2 separate regions of the Homo sapiens genome follow, and region 1 is linked to region 2. A link is a loop called in an ENCODE intact Hi-C map of the cell type or tissue named here. Cell type or tissue: IMR-90. All regions are shown on one strand.

Evidence for each region. Hi-C counts contacts between places; a loop is a spot of excess contacts. Peaks named below come from ENCODE experiments on the same cell type or tissue, not always from the same donor. Only the 100,000 strongest peaks of a DNase experiment are listed, where the experiment ranks them.
Region 1: it touches region 2 in a loop (2.6-fold over the local background); 4 of 110 quality-filtered maps call a loop at or near these places.

Annotation. Positions count from the first base shown.
Region 1 is chr6:129,480,537-129,483,036 of GRCh38, reverse strand. LAMA2 (laminin subunit alpha 2) reads right to left here. Exons shown (of 65, transcript NM_000426.4): 55 at 1,598-1,774. It overlaps LOC124901401 (a long non-coding RNA gene), which reads left to right. Exons shown (of 2, transcript XR_007059767.1): 1 at 1-1,254; 2 at 1,347-2,500. Among named protein-coding and RNA genes, the nearest start is that of ARHGAP18, 230 kb to the left of the region's middle. In IMR-90, no CTCF peak of the experiment used is centred here; a DNase peak (open chromatin) is centred at 1,156.
Region 2 is chr6:129,431,775-129,434,274 of GRCh38, reverse strand. The region is part of intron 41 of LAMA2 (laminin subunit alpha 2); the gene reads right to left. Among named protein-coding and RNA genes, the nearest start is that of ARHGAP18, 280 kb to the left of the region's middle. In IMR-90, a CTCF peak has its summit at 1,365; no DNase peak of the experiment used is centred here.

The DNA.
Region 1 (2,500 bases), 49 kb before region 2:
GGAGTGCAATGGCACAATCTCGGCTCACTGCAACCTCGGCCTCCCAGGTTCAAGCAATTCTCCTGCCTCAGCCTCCCAAGTAACTGGGATTATAGGCACCTGCTACCATGCCTGGCTAATTTTTTGTATTTTTAGTATACAAATTAGACAGGATTTCACTATGTTGGCCAGGCTGGTCTCGAAATCCTGACCTTGTGATCTACCCACCTTGGCCTCCCAAAGTGCTGGGATTACAGGCGTGAGCCACTGTGCCTGGCTGATATTTTGATTTTCTAACATTAAACCACTTCTGCATTCCTGAAATAATCCAAGTTACTCGTGGTTATACATCTTTGGGTTCTCTTTGTGAATATTTTGTGTGGGCTTTGTATTTTTTAGAAAAATAAATAAGATTTGTTACATAATATGATTGATCACTAAATGTTACATACTAAAATTGATTTTTAAAACACGTAATCACAAATAACATGATCTGGTTTACAAGGGTATGTGCATACTTAAGGATATATTTGTAAAGCATTGTGTTCTTTTGGTCATGGCAGACAAAATAATTCCTATGAACCCTTTCATTGAGAAAAACTAGATTAAATGGAAAATTACGTTTTAAAAAATGTGATTGAAGATATTAAAGAATACCAAGGCAATAAGAGGTATGATGCTTAAATCTGGGCAGTTGAGGGATTGCTTTTAACAGAATCAAATGGACAGGGGATATAGATACTAAAGTTTATGTCCTTGCAAAATTGATACTCTTTTTTAAAAAAAGTTTTGAGACAGAGTCTCACTCTGTCATCCAGGCTAGAGTGTGGTGGCGTGAACAGCTGAATAGCAGTCCTGAATAGCTGGAATCACAGTTGTGCACGACCATGCCCATTTAATTTTTAAACATTTTTTGTAGAGAAAGGGTCTTATCATGCTGCCTAGCCTAGTTTCAAACTCCTGGGCTCAAACGATCCTCCTGCTTTGACCTGCCAAAGTGCTGGGATTACAGACATGGGCCACTACACCCGGCTGGTTGACATTCTTTAGGCTTTAACATCCTTGAATGCTATTGGGATAAAATTGTCCCTGTCTGTGTTGGTTGTGTTCTACTTGCTTTCTCCCAGATCCATTTTCTGCCCTTCTTTGTGTCCAGAGAGGATGGGATGAGTCAGGCCCAAAAGACTATTACTTCAGCTTGTGCAACTGGGAAAATGATCTTAGAGGAATTTACATTTAAATTTAAGGGACCGAAGCTGACTGTCTACAGATTTGGTAAGGAGTCGGACTTGGAGACAGTAGAAATTAAGATAATGTGAATATATTTTAAGCTGTCCTCTTTACATATGCATATGTTAAACCCATAGGAAATATAGGTGCAAATATGAGGGTGACTTTGCACCTACAATTGATCAACAGGAACATCCTAGAGAAGACAATTGTCCTGGGGAGATGATGTGAGTGAAATAGGAGGCCAGCATGGAAATATGGAATGTTCAGTCCTTGCTAGCCAAGATGAGAGCAGAAATAAATGATACGAAACTAAAAATACAAAAGTAAGTTAACTGCTTTATATAAGCATTAGGGAAAATGCATTATCAGCTAGGTGTGAGGGTACCTGTCCAGTCTGCCTTCGTTTTCTCCTAGGTGGTGCTGGTGTCCCTCCACTTCCCAAAAGAATGATGCCGGACTCATTCTTGGTGCTGAATGACAGGTTGATTTCTGTTCCTACATCAATTGGCACAGGGGAGAGCTCCACAAAACCAGGCTTAGGAAAGCTAACTGTGTAAACATTCTGTGAGTAAAGGAAAAGAAGAGTAGAAACCATTAGAAATGAAAATTTAAATAAGTTCTCCATCTCACTCACCCTCCTCGATGCAATTAATGTGATTATGAAATACATCATAGGTTTAGAAAGCAGGAAAACATGGAAAGTTTAAGAGCAGTTGAAGAAATATTATTTCTAGTTATATGATAACTTCAAATCTTCTGAGCAGTTTTTGTTAAAATCAGAATTATAGCCTCTACTTTTATTCTAGAGCTTTTGATTTTAAATATAGAAGATTATCACTGTTAGGTACCTTTTTTTGTTGTTGTTGTTTAAACCAAAGATTTAAGTCAAACTGACACACAAGCAGGTACATGTCTAGGGAGATTGTCCCTAAGTTTCCTTTGAAAACACTGTAACGAATATCTCTTGAATAAACTCTATCACTTAATTGTTTATGTTTTACAGATGGGTATGACCATTATCTGTGTCTGCATTTTTCCCCAGTGATAAGACCAAACCTTAAAAATAAATAAAACAAACATCGCATAGTCTAGTTTTTTCTCAATATTAAAGTAATACCATTGTCCTTGCTCAGTATAAAATTAAAACAGTTACATTTCAAGTAGAAATGTAAATAAGGTGCAAAAGGGAGAAAATCAGCTCCCCATCTCAATCTCAAAGCTGTGCAGAAGCATATAGCTTTCTATAATTCATTCATTCATTCATTCATTCACTCTTTCACAACCTTGC
Region 2 (2,500 bases):
AATGACAGTGTAATTTTCCTTTGTCACATGCCCATTGAAATGGCACAAGATAGATATATCCAGAATAAAAATCGCAGGGCAGAGTTGCAAGTCACTTGCATTAATAATGAGCAGTTACTCTTGTTTATCATGTTTCTGACATGATGCTAAATATAAATTAGGGCTTAGTTATATTAGAACTAACTATGTACGATCTCAAAATAAAACTGCTACACAGTATTTCTCTGAAATCTAGTCTGGTACAATGAAATCACTATAGGACACAGAGTTGGAAGATGTGGGTTCAAATGTCATTTCTGTCCCTTTTTACATATGGCAAATAAAGAAAACATCTTCCTTCATGTGACTGATATGAGAAATAAACTGGGAGATGTATGAGAAAGTGCTGGATTTACCATAGGCAGTAAGTAAAAGGTAACACACTGACATTGGTTTGAAAATTGTCCTGGTGTGTTTTACCAGTTTTTATTATAATAATGCTATTTATGACTTTATTCCTTTTTTATTTAAATTACTTGGTCCAGAACCTAAGTTTATTTCGTTTTTATATTTCCTAAACATATGTATACCTATGTATATATTCCTCACTTTTCAACTAAATATCGGGACGATTTTTATAAATTTTAATGGAAATGTTTAATTTGACTATTCAAATTCCATCCAGTTGAGTTTCTCAAATGGAATTTTTATTTTTTATTAATATGAATAGGGCACAAATAAATGCCCTGAAAGAATGCCCCATTCACAAGGGTGAAATTCATGGAAATGTGATTACTTTTGAAAGGACCTGGGATTACAGGCATAAGTGACTGTGTTCAGATTTTGGCTTCTTGAGATTTCTAAAGACCCTGTCCCCTAAGTCAACCTAAATACCCAGTGCAGGATCTTGAGACCTGGGTAGGAAAGAAGAGCACCCGAGTGAGGAAGAATAGAAGTTGAAATCTACAACTGTATTTCTCTCCTAGGTCTCCAGCAAATTGATTTGATAAGGTTGCTACACCCAATCTTTGTACTTCTTAGAAAAAATCCCTCCAATTTTCTGCATTATGCAGGCAATCATTGAATTTGGTGACAATGATTCGGAACGGTATCATTTCCTGAACCTTTATATTTCTAGCCTTCTTTCATGATTGTTACTCCTGTGCTTCCCTTTCCCTAGTAGCTGTCACAAGTTTGGGATGTGCTGTATATCTGATTACTTATTCTGCACAGACAGACATACATACTAGAGTGACCACATATGGGAACCTCAGAGATGACTGTTTCACAGGGAGTCAGGTTATGGAGAAACCCTCTTCTGATCTGAAAGTAAGAAATTAGATCTTGTTCGCAATAAGCACCATGCTTGCATATGCTCTTCCTCCCACTAGGGGGTCATAGTAGGAGCTTCAGGAAAGGAGGGAAGGTGTACTTGTCTGGTAGCAGGTTCTGCAAAGATTCAGGATATTGGGATAAAAGGGAGTCCCCTCTGCAGCCAGTGGAATGAAAAACTAAAACCACCAGACATCAACACCTGCATTTGGCTCCTCTAGGACATGGTGACTGTGGGCTTGCAGGCTTGTTTTCTTTTGCCCAGCAAGAAAATTGAGTTTGAATACCTTTAAATAAGACAAATAGTCTTTGGTTTAACACAGGCCCCACCATCCCTTTATGTTATCTGTAAGTCTCTTGAAGGCATTTCTGTTTATTTCTGGTCTAAATTAACTTACTTGCAAAAAACGCCATAGAATCTCAGACTCTGATTCTGAACACACAACAAAGCCCAGATAAGTTTTTAGCTCTAAGCCCCATTTTTATTGCACAGGCCTTTGTCTCTTGCTGAGATGATATACAGGAGTGTTCTGAATGTTTGTTTCTTGTCCTCTACTCACATGGTGGGGTTGGATATGACAAGCTACGTCTCGCTCTTAGGGATAATCTTTCCAATAGAACCTGCCCCTCTATATTTGCCACTATTTTGCCACTTATTGTTTTTTCTCTAATGGAAGTCCACCCTGGTTTTATTTTTTTATTTCCACCATTCACACTCTAAAGGAGGAATCAAAACTTTGTATGAGGGATCAGCAATTTCACCTGGAAAAGACTGCTTTGTTCTCCAGACCACAGTAGGCCAGGGGACCCAGGCTTAATTTCATCCTTTTAGTCTAAAATTGTGGTCAATAGAGCAGATTTTGCTTGTCTTTTGCATGCCTGCTATGGAAAGGCTGATTCAGGCAAAGGGTAATATGCAAATTCAAAAGGAGTATATCTTTAATAATAAAAGGATCCCTTAGTCACAATTGCACTCCTATATCATACTTTGGTTTAGCAGCACTGCAGTATTCCAGTTTATTCTCTTATTTTTAAAATATAAAATAATAACACAGAATCTCAACAGGTTAGCGTTTGCAAGTGTATTACATCCATGATCTCAGAATCTTCAAGACCCACTTGTCTGAACGGAATGACTGAGTGTTTGGAGGACCACTGTATAGAAGGAAGGCTTCAACTGGTTTGATAA